Regions from separate parts of the Homo sapiens genome. Here all the other regions are linked to region 1. A link is a contact called in ENCODE Hi-C or POLR2A ChIA-PET data. All regions are on one chromosome and are shown on one strand. The core of a region is the stretch at or near the end of the contact, and the rest is flanking DNA. Distances in the headings are between cores, read along the strand shown.

What was found. Hi-C counts contacts between places; a loop is a spot of excess contacts on that map. ChIA-PET counts read pairs that join two places held with the same protein, here RNA polymerase II (POLR2A). Pooled maps may share reads with other maps.
Region 2: a pooled map shows a loop between it and region 1 (13-fold over the local background). The contact joins the promoter of HNRNPUL1 here to the promoter of MED29 in region 1. A Hi-C loop is called at or near these places in 1 of 168 maps with a recorded cell type or tissue (CD8-positive, alpha-beta T cell) and 7 of 50 pooled maps. POLR2A ChIA-PET finds 5 or more read pairs at or near these places in 1 of 52 experiments (AG04449).
Region 3: a pooled map shows a loop between it and region 1 (6-fold over the local background). The contact joins the enhancer-like site here to the promoter of MED29 in region 1. A Hi-C loop is called at or near these places in 6 of 37 single-sample maps with no recorded cell type and 4 of 50 pooled maps.
Region 4: a loop to region 1 is called in a pooled map, with 19 times the contacts of the local background. The contact joins the promoter of ITPKC here to the promoter of MED29 in region 1. A Hi-C loop is called at or near these places in 2 of 168 maps with a recorded cell type or tissue (ascending aorta and sigmoid colon), 1 of 37 single-sample maps with no recorded cell type and 14 of 50 pooled maps.

Annotation. Positions count from the first base shown.
Region 1 is chr19:39,389,260-39,393,217 of GRCh38, reverse strand. MED29 (mediator complex subunit 29) reads right to left here and starts at 1,840. Exons shown (of 4, transcript NM_017592.4): 1 at 1,580-1,840; 2 at 696-754. The coding sequence starts at 1,795. PAF1 (PAF1 component of Paf1/RNA polymerase II complex) reads left to right here and starts at 2,112. Exons shown (of 14, transcript NM_019088.4): 1 at 2,112-2,400; 2 at 2,929-2,958; 3 at 3,057-3,149; 4 at 3,457-3,578; 5 at 3,672-3,738; 6 at 3,835-3,936. The coding sequence starts at 2,354. It also overlaps a transcript of SAMD4B not described here. RefSeq lists an enhancer at 1,496-1,785 and a silencer at 3,323-3,454.
Region 2 is chr19:41,262,645-41,266,602 of GRCh38, reverse strand. HNRNPUL1 (heterogeneous nuclear ribonucleoprotein U like 1) reads right to left here and starts at 2,231. Exons shown (of 15, transcript NM_007040.6): 1 at 1,805-2,231. The coding sequence starts at 2,099. RefSeq lists silencers at 1,706-1,755, 1,776-1,845, 1,936-2,175 and enhancers at 2,181-2,719, 2,720-3,259, 3,260-3,799.
Region 3 is chr19:38,046,838-38,050,795 of GRCh38, reverse strand. All of the region lies in intron 2 of SIPA1L3 (signal induced proliferation associated 1 like 3), which reads right to left. Among named protein-coding and RNA genes, the nearest start is that of SNORD152, 110 kb to the left of the region's middle. RefSeq lists enhancers at 1,176-1,705, 2,359-3,107. Within about 2 kb of position 2,120, at least 13 of the 41 ENCODE cell types and tissues checked have a DNase peak (open chromatin) inside an H3K27ac peak, as active enhancers do.
Region 4 is chr19:40,715,296-40,719,253 of GRCh38, reverse strand. It overlaps ITPKC (inositol-trisphosphate 3-kinase C), which reads right to left and starts at 2,142. Exons shown (of 7, transcript NM_025194.3): 1 at 964-2,142. The coding sequence starts at 2,118. It overlaps COQ8B (coenzyme Q8B), which reads left to right and starts at 2,368. Exons shown (of 15, transcript NM_024876.4): 1 at 2,368-2,667. RefSeq lists enhancers at 1-318, 2,822-2,901 and silencers at 1,892-2,251, 3,572-3,621.

The sequences.
Region 1 (3,958 bases), core at 591-3,090:
AGGCCGAGGCAGGAGAATCATTTGAACCCGGGAGGCAGAGGTTGCAGTGAGCTGAGACTACACCACTGCACTCCAGCCTGGGCGACAGAGCAAGACTCTGTCTCAAAAAAAAAAAAAAAAAAAAAAAAAAAAAAAAGAAAAGAAAGAAAGAAAGAAAGAAAAGGAAAAGGCTGGGCATGATGGTTCATGCCTGTCATCCCAGCACTTTGGGAGGCCAAGGTGGAAGGACTGTTTGAACCCAGGAGTTTGAGACCAGCCTGGACAACGTGGCAAGACCCTGTCTCTACAAAACAACAACAAAAATAAAATAAAATAGGAGAAGTGATTCGTGAGGCTGAGGGGATGGCTAGAGGCCAGGAGTTTGAGACCAGCCTGGGAAACATAGCAAGACTCCGTCTCTATAAAAAAATCTTACAAATTAGCCAGGCATCTGTAGTCTGTAGCCATGTCTGTAGTCCTGGCTACTTGGGAGGCTGAGGCAAGAGGATCTCCTAACTCAGGTGTTCAAGGCTGCAATGAGCCAAGATCGTGCCACTGTAGTCCAGCCTGGGTGACAGAGGGAGACCCTGTCTCAAAAAAAAAAAAAAAAAAAAGTAAATATAGAAGGTGAGGTGGGCGGGGAGCAGGAGAAGGAAAGATGAATTTCAAAGACTGGGAAGGCAATAGAATATCCTGGTAAAGGGGGCTGCACTCACTGTCCATTGTCGATGTTAGTGTTCTGAATCAAGTTTTGGGCCGCAACCTTCATCAAGGTCTAGTCAAAACAAAAACAAAACACGTGGGAAATGGAAAAACAAAAGGGAATACCTCTGGCAGATCTACACTCTTTCTTGAGATCACTCAGTCTCAGGTTTTCTTTTCAACTGGCACCTTCCCTCCTGACTTTCCAAAGTAATATTCGTTTCCATTCCTATAGCTGTCACCACTCCATCCTCCCAGAGGCCCGCTCTCACCTGAGCTTCTCGCCAATAACCTAAGGGTCCTCCCTCACCTATCAATCAAGGGCAGAATCTCCGTATAAGCCAGTACTCTCCTCAGGCTTTAACGACCAGAGCCCAGTTTCTCCTTTAAACAACCCCTCACTCAAGCTCCGGCCAGTCCCAGCCTCAGCATCAGCGCTGATCCCATCTCTGCCGAGCTTCGCTTAGGTCTCGCAGAAAACAACAGTTTTATTTATTTATTTATTTATTTTTTTGACGGAGTCTCGCTCTGTTGCCCAGGCTGGAGTGCAATGGCACGATGTCGGCTCACTGCAACCTCCGCCTCCTGGGTTCAAGCGATTCTCCTGCCTCAGCTTCCCGAGTAGCTGTAATTACAGGCGCGCGCCACCATGCCCGGCTAATTTTTGTATTTTTAGTAGAGACGAGGTTTCACCAGGCTGGTCTTGAACTCCTGACCTCAAGTGATCCGCCCGCCTCGGCCTCCCAAAGTGCTGGGAACACAGGCGTGCACCAGCCAGGCCAAAACAGCAGGTTCTATTCCTCTTTCTGCTTAGCGCTCTCTCCGACTAACCTGGCCCTCGGCCTGCCCCTCTAGACTACCAAATCCAGTTTGCTTCTCGCTGCTTAAGGCCAATCACCTGTAGACTCTCCTTCAGCTGCGGGATGAGCATCTTATAACGCTGCACAGGATCGAAGTCCTGTTGCTGTTGCTGCAGGAGGCCGCTCTGGGCAGGGCCCACCAGTTGTGCTGGCGGTTGCGGCTGCTGCTGGGGACCCGGGCCGCCAGCCGAACTAGGACCCGATACACCAGCAGCTGAGGAAGCCGCTGAAGCTTGCTGCTGGGATGCAGCCATCTTCCTCGCGTAGACCGCCGGAAGTGCGTTACGACTGCGTCTCTCCCCGTTGCTTTTCAGCATCCCTATTTCTAGTCCCCGTTTGCTAGTTAGTCCCGCCCCCTAGGCAATTAAGCCAATGGAGGGGAAGGAGGTGCCCCAACGTTACGTCACTCTCAAATCTGCGTCCAGACTGAGATATCTCTCCACCAATCACAGAAGCACCTCTCTCCCTCGCTCCGCCCTTCACCCAGACGCTCGCCAATCCGTGTGTGGTTCCGAGCCGGACTTCATTTCCCCGAAGGCGTCGCGGCCTGAGGAGACCCGTTGGGTCCTCAGCGTCTTGGCGGCAGTTGGTGGAACCGGAGCTTCGAGTCCGTCCCCGGTGCTGCCTGCGCGTTCACCTGAGTCTCGCTGGAGCTCTTCTCGCCCGCCCACCTCATCTCAACCCACTTTCCGCGGGGAGCGGCGCCAAGCTGGGCCTTCCTCGGATCAGGCGTCCCCTGAAGTCGGCACGCCCCTCTGCGTCCCCCTTCGGTCCCGCTAGGACCCCGTCCGGGCTGCCGTCGCCTCGTCGCTATGGCGCCCACCATCCAGACCCAGGCCCAGCGGGAGGATGGCCACAGGTAGGCGCCACGCTTTTCTGTTGCAGCAAGGCGGGGGATCGGGAGAGGGTTTCTGCTGAACAACGTCACCAGCCCCCAGGTCTGCCCGTGACGTCATGAAGCGCTCACCTTTGACGAAGGGGGCGGGTTCCTTCTGAGATTCAGGTGTTCCCCTCCTCCCCGCCGTGCAGTTCAGGGATTAGGCTTTTGGAGACTCCCTCCAGAAGGGATCCCTCCAGTCAACCGTTTGGAGACCCCTCTTCCGAAGACGATTGAGTACATGGTTCTTTATTAAAGCACTTGAAGCCATCTCCTGCAAAAGGGATTGAGCACTTGGCCTTGTTCATTAAAGCTTTTGGGGGCATTTCTTCCTAAATAAATTGAACATTTGTCTCCTTCCATTAAAGCATTTGGACACTCCCCACACCACCACCCAAAGAAACCAGCATTTGTCACCCCTCCTACCTTTTGAAAGGTTGGGGAAGCCTTTTTCATTCTCCTGTCAATCCCGTCCTCTCCACCTATCACTGTTTCTTTCTTCTCCACTAGGCCCAATTCCCACCGGACTCTGCCTGAGAGGTGAGCCCCACTGTGCTTTCCCAGGAGCGGTGGGGCAGTGGGGCTGGGAGCAGAGGTGGGGCAGCGGGGGCCCACTTTTGAGCCACTAATGTTCCTAGGTCTGGAGTGGTCTGCCGAGTCAAGTACTGCAATAGCCTCCCTGATATCCCCTTCGACCCCAAGTTCATCACCTACCCCTTCGACCAGAACAGGTGAGACTAAGGAATGGGAAAACTACTCAGGTATGAGTTCCTTGAAGGCAGGGACTGCTTGTCTCGTTGGCTGCTGTCTGCTCAGGGCCTAGCACAGTACCTACCCTAGCACATAGTAGTAGCTGCTCAATTGTTAATGGAGCAAGCAGTGTCCAAGTCCCTTCCCACTGGGGAGCCAGCTTTCAGACTCTGCCATGGGGGACACTTCATTCTGAGTTCCTCCCCAGAGAAGCTCCGCCTCTGGGAAGCAGGGCTGTGAGGGGTGAAGCTGGAATCCAAACACCACAATAGGTGTTTCCCCACCCAGGTTCGTCCAGTACAAAGCCACTTCCTTGGAGAAACAGCACAAACATGACCTCCTGACTGAGCCAGACCTGGGGGTCACCATCGATCTCATCAATCCTGACACCTACCGCATCGACCCCAATGGTGTGTGGGGAGACAGGGAGGGTCTGCTCTAGGTCAGCAAAGGCTCAGGCCTGGGCCTCCCTCATGGTCCTCCTGCCCCCCGCTCTCCTCTAGTTCTTCTAGATCCAGCTGATGAGAAACTTTTGGAAGAGGAGATTCAGGCCCCCACCAGCTCCAAGAGGTGAGTGGGTAGCAAATGGGTACTGGAGACTGGCTCAGGTGGGCCCTACAAGCAGGAGGGCAGTGGGGTCCTGAGATACCTGATTTCCCACCCCAGATCCCAGCAGCACGCGAAGGTGGTGCCATGGATGCGAAAGACAGAGTACATCTCCACTGAGTTCAACCGTTATGGCATCTCCAATGAGAAGCCTGAGGTCAAGTAAGTTACTAACAGGAAGAGA
Region 2 (3,958 bases), core at 982-3,481, 1.9 Mb before region 1:
AAAGCTGCCCTGAGGCCTGGTGCAGTGATTCACGCCTGTAATCCCAGCACTTCAGGAGGCCGAGGTGAGATCACCTGAACCCAGGAGTTCAAGACCACCCTGGGCAACATAGCGAGACCCCCCATCTGTATTTAAAAAAAAGAGAAAGAAAGCTGCTTTTTTCTTTTTTGAGACGGAGTTTCACTTTTGTTGCCCAGGCTGGAGTGCAATGGCGTAATCTCGGCTGACTGCAACCTCCCCCTCCCAAGTTCAAGCGATTCTCCTGCCTCAGCCTCCCGAGTAGCTGGGACTACAGGCGCACACCACCAGATCCGGTTAATATTTGTATTTTTAGTAGAGACAGGGTTTCACTATGCTGGCCAGACTGGTCTTGAACTCCTGACCTCGTGATCCGCCCGCCTCGGCCTCCCAAAGTGCTGGAATAACAGGCGTGAGCCACTGCACTCGGCCCGAAAGCTGCTTTTTTTCTAACTGAAGATTCACGCCGTCCCATATCAGGTTTTCCTCTCCTCAGACAACCGCAGGTCTACCCGAACCCATTCCCAGAGTCACAGCTCCTGGCTGATGAAGAGTTCCGTGCTGCTCCCCGAGGGCCCCCACTCCCTGGGTACACAAATAACTGCTTCTGGGAACCGTCGAGATTTCTCCTGGAGACGCTCAGGTCCAGAAACATTCCCCACACTCCACTCTGAGGCCTCCAGTGAAGTCAACAGGTTTCTTTCTCTTTGCTCCCTACGGCCTCCCCCCTCCCCATATTCGCTAAGCCAGATACGTACTCCTGTGCTGGACACAGGATCCTCTGTCTCCCGCCACATATTTCATCCACTTGGAATGTTACCAACTCATCTGCCCCCATCCCACCCCCAGCTACCCTCTGTTCTCCAAAAACCCCACAGTTAGCTCCAGACCAGTCAGCAGCAGCCTCAAGAGTTATTTGCCCTCAGTTTTCTTAGCTCTAGACCCCCAGATCCTTTGTCCAGGAAAGCATCCTCTCCCCCGCCAGCCTCTGGACACCAGGGCTCCCTATACCTCTTCTAGAAGCCAACCAGAAAGTCCCCAGATCTCCCAGCACCTAATGTCCAGGCTGTGCCTGCTTCAAGGGTGGCCTTCCAGCCCCGGAAGAGAGATGGGGGTGCCCCCTAGTTCAATCTCCCGCAGCCCCTAAATGCTCACTAGCCAAACTCCAAAGCACTGAGTCCATTAGGACCCTCCCCAGCCACAGACACCAGCGCCTCCACCTCTCCCACCCACCCCCGTACCCAAATAGGAGAACGCCCAGGATCGCATCCAGCGGCATATTCCAGGATCCTCCTTCCTCAGAACTCTCGCAGCCCCGCACACCTGGACATTCCTTCCCCACCCTGGAAACACGGCTCCCCACCCCCCAGCCCACACGCTGGGCTAGCACGACCGCCAAGCCCACGGAGCTCCGTACCCTAGGATCCCCATTTTCGAGACCCTCCCCAACCCAAACGGAAAACCTCTTGTTCTTCCGACTCTCTTCGGCTCCAGAAAGCAGTTTCCGGTCTCCGATCCCTACGGTACGGAATCCTCCCCGCCACCCCCGTCCCTCACCTCCGAAACCCAGAGGCCCCTCCCCCAGTGTCCCCCCTGCACTGAGTGTCAGGATCCACCCTCCGGTCGTGCTGGGGCCCTGGTCCCCAGATCCTTTTCGGCGGCGGGTAGCGGGATCCCCCGATCCTCAGGTCGTCTCCCCGACCTCAGGCGCTGGACTCCCGCGTCCCACAGCCCTTTCCTCGGCCCAGGCTCCGGGCTCCCCGGCCCCCGCCCCGCGCACTCTCACAATGTCCGTCCGGCCCCGAGTAGCCGCCGGGCTCCGCGTGCGGCTGCAGCCCGGGCGGCGGTGGCTGCGCGGTCCCCTCCAGCTCGGAGCCCCCCTCGGTCTCGACCTCCTCGTTGATGTGCCCGGGTCGCCCCGGTTCGTCGTCGGCGTCGAGCTCCCGCTCGTCGTCAGGCTCCTCGGCCTCCAACGCCGCCTGCAGCCGCTCAGCAAGCTCGGCCTTGAGGCCTCGAGTGTCCAGGCCGCGGCGCTGCAGCTCCTCGCGAAGTTCGTTCACCTTCAGACGGCGCACATCCATGGCCCGGGCCCCCGGGGTGGCCCCCGAGCCCGGCCCGGCCTCCCAGGGCTCTGTCCCCCTTAAACCTTTCCTGTCAGGAGGCGAAGGGGGAAAGGGGGGGGGCCCACTCCAATGGCGGCAGCGGCTCAAAATGGCCGCCGCCACCGCCTCCCCCCTCACTCGTGCCTCGTCCGATGTTACATGAGTGCCAATTGGTCAGTGCGTGGGGCAACGGGCGCGGGCCCGGAAACCTAGCCAATCAGAGCGCCGTTTTCAAAACAACGGCCACGAGAAGGCCTAGGAGCTACTGGGGAGGAAGCGTTGGCCTACGTCGAAGCCGAGGCCGGAGCGGAGGGCGGGAAAAGGCAGGAGGCGGAGCGCTTGCTGATTGGGTAACTCTCGCGCGCCGGCTGCCGTAAGGTCCAATGAAAATAAGGGAGTAACAATTTGGTCCAATCAACGGTAAGATCTCAGAATGAGTGTCCCACGGCCTTTCCTGCGCAGTCCTTTCATCAAACTAAGTGTCTCTGTAACACACATTCCGATTGGTGTACATCTCCCGCCCCTTGAGGAGTCCGAGCGGGTAAAACCACTAGAACCAATCAAATGGAGGGTCGGCAGAAACCCCTCCTTCCTGTTGCCTTTAAGAAACCGGAAAGAGATGAATTCACCAGGAGCCCGCCCCTTGCCGTTAGGGCGGTTTCAAAACAATCTGCCCACCAATCGCAGTTATTGTCTTAGCTCACTAAAGCTGGTAGCGATGGCTCATTTTAGGAAAAGTTCACCAGATTGGCCGTGCTTCAGAGGACTGCCTCACAAATTTCGCTGTAGGAGGAGGTATACGAAATAGAGATTAAGTGGATACACAGTTCGTAATCTGGAAGGAACCCAGTTGCCTTTAGGAAAAGCAAAATTTTGAGTTGAGAGAGTCCCGAAGGTTTGGCTATAGAAACTAGACTAACAACGGGAGGCAAGTTGTAAAGGACACGGCCTCCCCTTCCCTTGGGTAGTCCGCGGCCGCCTTGCTCTATGGTCGGGTACCTGACGTGGAACGGGCGCTCTGCACGCGACCATAGAGCCTTCCCCTCCCGAAAGACATCCAGAAGTTCACCGACCGCTCTCCCGAATCCTCTAATCGGCTGTTCCCGTAAATCGGGCTGTCTGGCGTCTGTACCGACAAGCTCAACCCCACGGATCCGTCATTAACCTTCGCGCTCAGGAATACAAAAGCCACAGAGCTTCCCAGTGTCTAACGCTGCACCACCTGTCGCCTCTAACTCAAAACAAAACTCGAGTAAGACGCAATCGGGATACATGATGCAGACTCCCACTGCCTCCTGAGCCACACGTTAAGCCCGCAAAAGCCACACACTATCTCTACTCAGACAAAGGCACACCCCGCAGTCGTAAACAAACAGGCGTGCGTCAGATCAGACGCATCCAGTTCTTTTTTTTGTTGTTCTTTTTTTTTTTTTTTTTTTTTTGAGACGGAGTCTCGCTCTTGTTACCCTGGCTGGAGTGCAGGGCCTCTATCTCAGCTCACCGCAACCTCCGCCTCCCGTGTTCAAGCGATTCTCCTGCCTCAGCCTTCCGAGTAGCTGGGATTACAGGTCCCCGCCACCATGCCCGACTAATTTTTGTATTTTTAGTAGAGACGGGGTTTCACCATGTTGGCCAGGCTGGTCTCGAACTCCTGACCTCAAGTGATCCGCCCGCCTCGGCCTCCCAAAGTGCTGGGATTACAGGCGTGAGCCACCGCGCCCGGCCCCAATTCCGATCTGCTTTGGGTAAGGCACCCCGCTGCAGTGTAGATGTGCCCACTACGGTCCGCAGAGGCAGGCGGCATCGAATAATAAAGATAACACAGGATAGTTGCACTA
Region 3 (3,958 bases), core at 871-3,370, 1.3 Mb after region 1:
TGAGCCACCATGCCCAGCGCACACATCATACTTTTAAAAATTAAAAACTACACACGTGGAAATGAATATACAGCACTCGACTCAAATGTGAAAGAAAGGAGTAGCTCCAAGCCTGCTCTTCGGACAACTTTGACTATATTGTCTCTTGGACGACCCAGGAGAAGCCAGAAATTCCTCCACAGGCAGAGCCATTCTGACGTGCATTGAAAGTGAAAGGATACAACATTTGAAAGTTTAGAAACTTTAAAACAATAATAATGACGGTGATAGTGATAATAATTGCTAATGCTTTCAGATCACATATGTGTTAGGCGCTGTTTTTTTGTTGTTGTTGTTATTGTTGAGACAGTCTCACTCTGTTGGCCAGGCTGGAGTGCAGTGGTGTGATCTTGGCTCACTTCAACCTTTGCCTCCTGGGTTCAAGGGATTCTCCTGCCTCAGCCTCCTGAGTAGCTGGGATTACAGGCATGCGCCACCACGTCGGGCTAATTTTTGCATTTTTAGTGGAGACGGGGTTTCATCATGTTGGCCAGGCTGGTCTCGAACTCACGACGTCAAGTGATCCACCTGCCTCGGCCTCCCAAAGTGTTGGGATTACAGGCGTGAGCCACCATGCCCAGCCAGCACTGTCTTAAATGCTTTACATATATTATCTCATTTAATCCTCAAAATACCTTACAATATAGATACTACTATTATTTCCATTTTATATTTATGGCAGCTCTGAGGCTCAGAGAGGTGAACTAACTTGCTGGGTTACATGGCAGGGTCAGGATTCAAACGCAGGTCACCGGCTCCAGAATTTGCCTTCCAATGCCTGTGCTGACTGGGCCTCTCTTGGAAAGGGGAGCCTGAATTAGGTTAACAGGGGCATGAAGAGGCACTCAGCCAGACTCACCATCAGAGCATTAAAACCCCGGAGACCCCACTTGACACCCTTCGGATTGGTGAAACTGGGAAGCAGGACAACAGCAAAGTGGCGAGAGGTATGGGGAAGCGGGACCCTCCTGTGCTCTCGGGGGAACGCGGGTCAGAGCAGCCTCATAGAGAGCTCAGGAGTTCAAGATCAGCCTGGCCAATGGAGCAAAACCCCAGTTCTACCAAAAGTACAAAAATTAGCTGGGTGTTGTGGCAGGTGCCTTAATCCCACCCCTGGGGAGAGAGAATGCCTATCTCCGGCTGCAACTGACTCCTGGGGGTAAGCCCCATGGGTTCCTAAGGCAAAGGTAGGCGGATGCTCACTTGAAGCATGGTTTGAAGTGGGGTGGAGCTAGGGGCAACCTGGATGCCCAACACCAGGGGACCAGACACGTGAGCCGTGGCAGATGTACAGCATGTACAACTGTTCAGCTGCCAGACGCCATACACTGGACACACATCCAGCAACGTGGCTAGATGGCGAACACATGCTATTTGGTGAAAACCAGAAGAAACCGAAAGAATGAGATACAGAGCTCCAAACCCCGGAAGCTGACTCTTTACTCAAACCTCAATATATATTTTGCAAGGATGTGTGCACAGCTACAGACACACCGGAAATATTTCAGACTGGGGGAAGGAATGAAAGGACCTATAGAGGATGAAGATGGAAAGAGAAACAAAAACCTTCCCAGTGACAAGGGAGGAGACACCCATTTTTTTTCCCCACCATCAGACAAGTAGTCTTTGGCAGCCAGACTCCACTTGCCCCCTGTCCACCCCCCGCTTTTTTTTTGAGATGGGGTCTCGCCCTGTCGCCCAGGCTGGAGTGCAGTGGCGCAATCTCAGCTCACTGCAACCTCCACCTCCTGGGTTCAAGCGATTCTCCTGCCTCAGCCTCACGATAGCTGGGACTACAGGTGTGCACTACCACACCCAGCTAATTTTTGTATTTTTAGTAGACACGGGGTTTCACCGTGTTAGCCAGGATGGTCTCTTGACCTCATGATCTGCCCGCCTCAGCCTCCCAAAGTGCTGGGATTACAGGTGTGAGCCACCGCGCCCAGCCTGCCCCCTTTTTTGGGTGTTAACTGAGGGTGGATGATGCAGGAGGCAGAAATTGGACGCAAGTCACTAAACTTCTTCAAAAGAAAACCACACTTCTTTGTTCTCAAATGCCACAAAATCTGTTGGGCCTGACACGATTTGCTAACTTAGGGAGGGGACTTGGTCAGGGACTGAGCTTGGCAGGCATTAATGGTTGTCTACTCAGTTTCCACTTCTGCTTTTTTCAGCTACTAGACAACAGAACCCAGTTGGTCAAGAGTGATCAGGATGTGGCATTCCTCTAGTAACTTGACCGGCCTGGTTGAGGGGCACGTGACCTCAGCTGGACCAGCTGTAGACTGAGGGGAACCACTTATAACCATCAGTGGGGTGTGTTCTCTCTCTCCTGATGCCTGTGGACAAGGGCAAGTGGCCCTGATTATCACTGGAAGCCATTCTGGAACCAAGAGGCATACAGAGGCCTTTGGAGGCTGAGAACCTGAGTCCCTGACAGACATGCTTGAGCTGCTGATCCTATCCACCTGGTGCCCATCCACCCCTGGGCTTCTAGAACACATCACATGTCTTAACCATTGGCCAGATGGTGCCAGGGTTGTTACTTGCAACTAAAAAGCATCCTGACTGAGAACCACAAAGCAGCCTGCTATCTTTTAATTGTTAAACAAGAGAAAATCTCTGTAGGAGGGAAATGGGGCATTAGAGGCATGAACAGGAAGGGCCAATTCATCCTAGTGTATGGGAAATGTTCACCCAGGCTGCATGTCCCCTGCCCACCCAGAGGCACACGCACGATTCTCTGTGCACGAGAGCTCAGGAAACCCTCTGCAGTGGGTCACTGTTTCCCTCACATCCTTTACCACAGTGGAGTTACCGCCGGTTTCCCATGTTGTATTTCTCCTGATGACGGCAGGGGGTTAATCCCCAGCTGACTGGAGCTGAGGATGAGAGACAGGACCAGAAAGCCCAGCCTGGCACTCCTGCAGCTGCTCTGTTCCTGAATCAAAGGTCGGACTTCAGGATCTGGACTGCCGCTGGGGTCTCTAAAATGACACGTGGTCCGAGGCCCTCCATGAGGAGACCTGGCTGGCTGCGGTGTCACATCCCTCCGTCAGCATCAAGGGAAAGATACCAGTGTGGCAGGGGCGGGCAAAGGAGCGTGCGCTCTGGGGTCAGCCCGGCCCGGGTTCAATCATCGCTCTACCCACAGATCGCCTGTGACTGCCTCTACTATAAAGTGAGTGGCAGGAGGGATCGAGGTCGAAGGAGGAAAAAATAACACAAACCTACCCAGTGAGACATTGTGTCACTGGCCATGTCGGTTCATTCATTCAACAAATATTTACTGAGCAGCTCTTTCGGGCCAGGTCCTGTTCTAGATGCTGGGGATATGGCAATGCACAAGACACAGAATTCCTATGGTCAAACAGGAGCTCACAGGCTATACTATAGGGTGTAGACAGGCAATACACAAGCCCACAAATCCACTGTGATATGTGCCATGAAGAAAATAAACCAGGTGATATGACAGAGAGAGGAATGTGTAGGAGTGTGTGTGAGTGCGTGCGTGTGTGCGTGCGTGTGTGTCGGCGGGGGAGAACAGGCTGGCAGGAAGTATAGCAGAGTGATTATGAAGCCAGATGGTCTGGGTTCAAATCCTGGTTCTGCCACTTCCTACCTGTGTGGCTCACGCAAACAACCCAACTTATCCGTGCCTCAGTTTCCTCATGTGTAAAACTGGATAGTGCCTGCCTCACAGGGTTTTTGGGAGGACTAAGTGGGTCAACACCTATAACATACTTAGCAGTGGGGACCACGCCTGGCTGGGGAGCCCATCCACTTAAGGGTCTCTGGAAGAGCCACTCAACCACCCAGGTGGTGCTGTTAGGCAGCCACAGCTACAAGCCATGTGGGTTTTCTGAGACACGATACACCCAAGTGCTCTCAAAGAGAGCCCCCTCCTGCAGGATCAGAG
Region 4 (3,958 bases), core at 893-3,392, 1.3 Mb before region 1:
AAGGCAGGTCTGTCTCTCACAGCTAGGGCCACATGTGTGAACACGTCCCCAAGGAAGGCATGTGGGGTGAAGCGGGGCTCAGGGCAGACTCCAGCCAGGGGCCCCAGAGCAAAAAGAGGCCTCAGCAGGCAAGCTGGCAAGCTGATGGACTCCGGACTCGGCTCCCAGCCCCACGGCTCCCAGCCCCACGTGAGGCTCTCCAGTTTCACACCGGCCTCTGCTCTGTCCCGCCCTCCCTGAACCTGCCCGGCCGGTCCTCCTGATTCACCAGGGGAGAGCCACACCCAAGCTGGGGGTGACGGTGGACAAAGTAAACAAGAGTGTTCAGGGGGCTCCTTGGGGATGTAGGGGTCACAGGGGAGACCAGGTGGGCTCCCGGCTAGGCCAAGGATCCTTTGGCGTTTGGGGTCACACAGCCCTTTTGCGAATCTGATGCAAGCTGGGGGAATCGCTTTGCTCCCTAGAAAAATGTACATACAAATAGGCTAAGGGGTGGTGAAGGTTTGTGACCCTTTAAGACAGCCACAGGCCCCAGATTAAGAAATGTGGGGTAGAAAGTGCACCCTGCCTGTCTCCCTATCCCAGTGTTCTTCAGATTCCAGAGGATTAGACAGATGTCAGACCGTCGCTGCAACAATGTATGTGAACACGCACGGCAGGCTCCTTAGTCCTACAATTTCAGGGGTTCCTGGGCCCCATAAAGTCGGTCAGTGGCCCTCCATTGTAGACCCCCAGGAGTGGAGACAGTGCAGGAAGGGGAAAGGAGAGAATTAAGAAGGGGTGCCTGGAGTGAATTAGTAACCTGGCTGTCAGAGGGAGGAGGTCAGTGGATGGAAGAGGTTCCCGGAGATGAAATTGCTGGTGGGCAACTAACAGTAAATGGGTAGAGAACTTCCTAAGCAAAGGCGGAGGAATAAGGAGTTTTGCGTGATGTGGCTCAAGGGCAGGATGGGTCCCACTCACCCCAGACCTGTCCTCGGGATCGCTGGCACCTCCGCCCCCGGCCACCACGTCATCCTCAGACTCGTCGAAAGAAGAGGCAGAGGAGAAGCCGCCGCTGCCCCCCTCAACCCGGGAGGGGGGTCCCACTGGCTGGGCCTCAGGCTCAGGGGTCTCAGGGGTAATGATGAGGCGGGGCACAGGGCACAGGGGGCTACACTTCAGGTGAGAGTACAGGTGAGTCAGCAATTCTCCAGGCTCTGGTTCCTCTAATGGGCCATCCTCAGGCTCTCCCAAGAGGCAGTCTGTCCCAGGTGCTGTCTGGGAACCGTCAGTGCTAGGTTGTGTCCAGGAGCCATCAGTATCCTGTTGTATTTGGAAACCACCAGTGCCAGGCTGTTTCCTGGCTGCTTCAGTATCCTGTTTTTTCTGGGAGCCATCAGTATATGGCTCTGTCCAGGGACCTTCAATATCCTGTTGTGTCCTGGAGCCATCAGTATACAATTCTTTCCAGGAGCCATCAGCACTTGGCTCTTTTGAGGGACAGGCTCCTTCTGGGTGAGTCTGGAGGCTGGAACTGTTCTGGTGGGTCCAGAGGTTATCAGCCCAGGACTTGACCCTCTCTGGCTGAGTCTGTGACCCATGCGTTTCCAGCTCTGTCCAGGGCCCATGAACCCCTGGCTGTGTCCAGGGGCTGGCCTCCTCGGGCTGAAACTGGAGGTCGGACCTGTGCGGATCAGTCCAAAGGCCATCTGTCCCGGTCTCCGTCCAAAGACAAGTCGTCTCCAGCTCTGACCAGCTCCATTCTAGATGCGTCCGGAGGCTGGACCTGTCTGGCTCCGTCTTTTGCTTGGGCCTCTCGGTCTCTACTCCAAGGCCAGCTGCCGCGGGCTCAGTCTGTCCGTCTGTCCAGAATTCTGCCTGCGGACTCTCTGTCCCCGGCGCAGGCCCGAGGCCGGCCCTCTCAGGCTCGCTGTGGAGGCTGGACCCCTCTGTCCGGGCCCAGGGCCCGCCCCCCTCCGGCCGCCCCGCCGGGGCCCCTGCGCCGGGCCCAGGTCGCTGCTGTCCCGGCTGCCGCCGCCGCCCTCCTCGCGGCGCCTCCAGTCCCATGCGGGCCGCCGCGGGCAGCGCCCCGGCCTCCGCCTCGTTCAGGCTCCCACGGCACGGGCAGCGCCTCATGCCCGCTCCTTCGGTTCGGGCTTCGGCCGACCCGGCCCCTCCTATCCCTTTAAATCCCGCGAGGGGTGTGGCTGGGGAGCCCCGACTCCCGGGTTCCGGCCCGCGGAGCTCCAGCCCGCCCCGCCGCGCAAGGGTTAACCGATACTCCCCTCAAAGGGGAAAGCCCCGAAGCCCCGCCCCACCGGACGTGACGGAACGGAACGAGACGGAGCCTTGTCCGACTCCGCCTCCCAAGGGGAGGGGGTTTGCCTCTGAGCATCCGAAGCGCGGCCAGGTATGCATCTAGGGCACCGGGGTCCTGGTGGCGCGCCAGTGGGCCCCCTCCCTCCACCCCTGTGACTAAACCACCCTCCCTACACGGTTGAATGACAAGTTCAACCTTCCCTAAAACCCCCGGTGACGAGTCCAGCCGCGCGCCCATTCTTCACGCAGGGGCGGGACGGACTTTCAAAGACTTGGAGTTCCCACGGGTGTGGGTTCGAGACCTTCCTCTGCCAGTTCCCAGCTCCGCTACCCTGAGCAAATGACTTACGCTCCATTGGATTTTCCGTAAGAAATCTCTGTCATGTATAGAGTACTTGTTCTGTATCAGACCCTGACACGATTTCAGTTCATTCTCCAAGGCTGAACAATAGGGATGCCAGGGCTCCATTTTACACGTGAGAACAGAGGCTCAGAGATCTGCCGGCCTCTACCCTTTGCTTGCAGCTACGGGGCTATCTGACATGATCTCATGTATGTGAAGCATGTGGCCCCGGGCCTGGCACTGTCAGTTGTAGCCCAGTAGGATTATTTATTGTCCTAGGTGATTTTGATATATTTTGCCCCCAAGGCTGAGCTGCCACCCAGCTCCTGAGTCAGCCGTTCACCTCTGAAGGGGGAGAGGAGGTGGTTTGTCTTGAAATTGAGTCAACTGGGGGAGACATTGGGCACAGGTCCAAGGCTCTAAAATGAGTCACCTTTTCACAGACCAATGAGAGAAATCGAAGGCAGGAGCCCACCTAGTACCTCATACAGGTTGGGAAGGAGAAGTCCAGAGAGGGATGAGGGCTTTTCTGAGGTCACACAGTACGGGAATAGAGACAAAGAGGCCTGATTCCCGACAAGAGGGGTTGGGGCAGCGGGGTTCTGTGGGGGAAGCATCGGCATCCCTCCCTCTCCCAGTGGTGGGAAAGATGCCCCAACCAGATGCCTCTATTCCAGACTGTGAGAAGTGGGTGAGTCAGCCTGTTGTGGGGAGAGCAGGCTTTCCAACGCGCGCGCGCACACACACACACACACACACACACAGAGAAAGAAAGATAGGATGGGAGGTGGTTTTCTGGGATGCCAAGGTTCCTGACTCAGCACTGGGAATCTTGGCTGAGTGTGTTCTGGGAAATGTCAGGCCTACAGGAAGCAGAGGGCTCCCAGTCGCACCATTCCGCAGGTGGGCGGGGAGCGGAGAGAACAGGGTGTGTGAGGGAACAGAGACTCAGTGTGCAAGTGGGGGGGAGGGTATGTACACGAGAGAGTTGAAGGCGTGAGCGGGAAACAGTTGGCAAGCAAGGCAAGGGATTTATATGCACAAGGAAGGAGGTTGGGTGCCAGAATGTGGGTGTTTGTGCAAAGTGGAGGGGCTCCATGTGCAAGGGAAATGTTTGCTGGGAAGAATGTGTATTCAAAGGAATTGTGTTGAGCCTGCCAGGGGTAAAAATAAGAAGGGGGGTTGGCAAGATATTCGTGCAGAAGAGAGGCGTCAGGTTTGTAAGGGAGACTTTGCAAGAAAGTGTAGGGAACAGAAGGGTCTGTCGCGTACAAGGCACTTTGAGGTGAGTGGAAGGGCAGACAGGGCACGCTT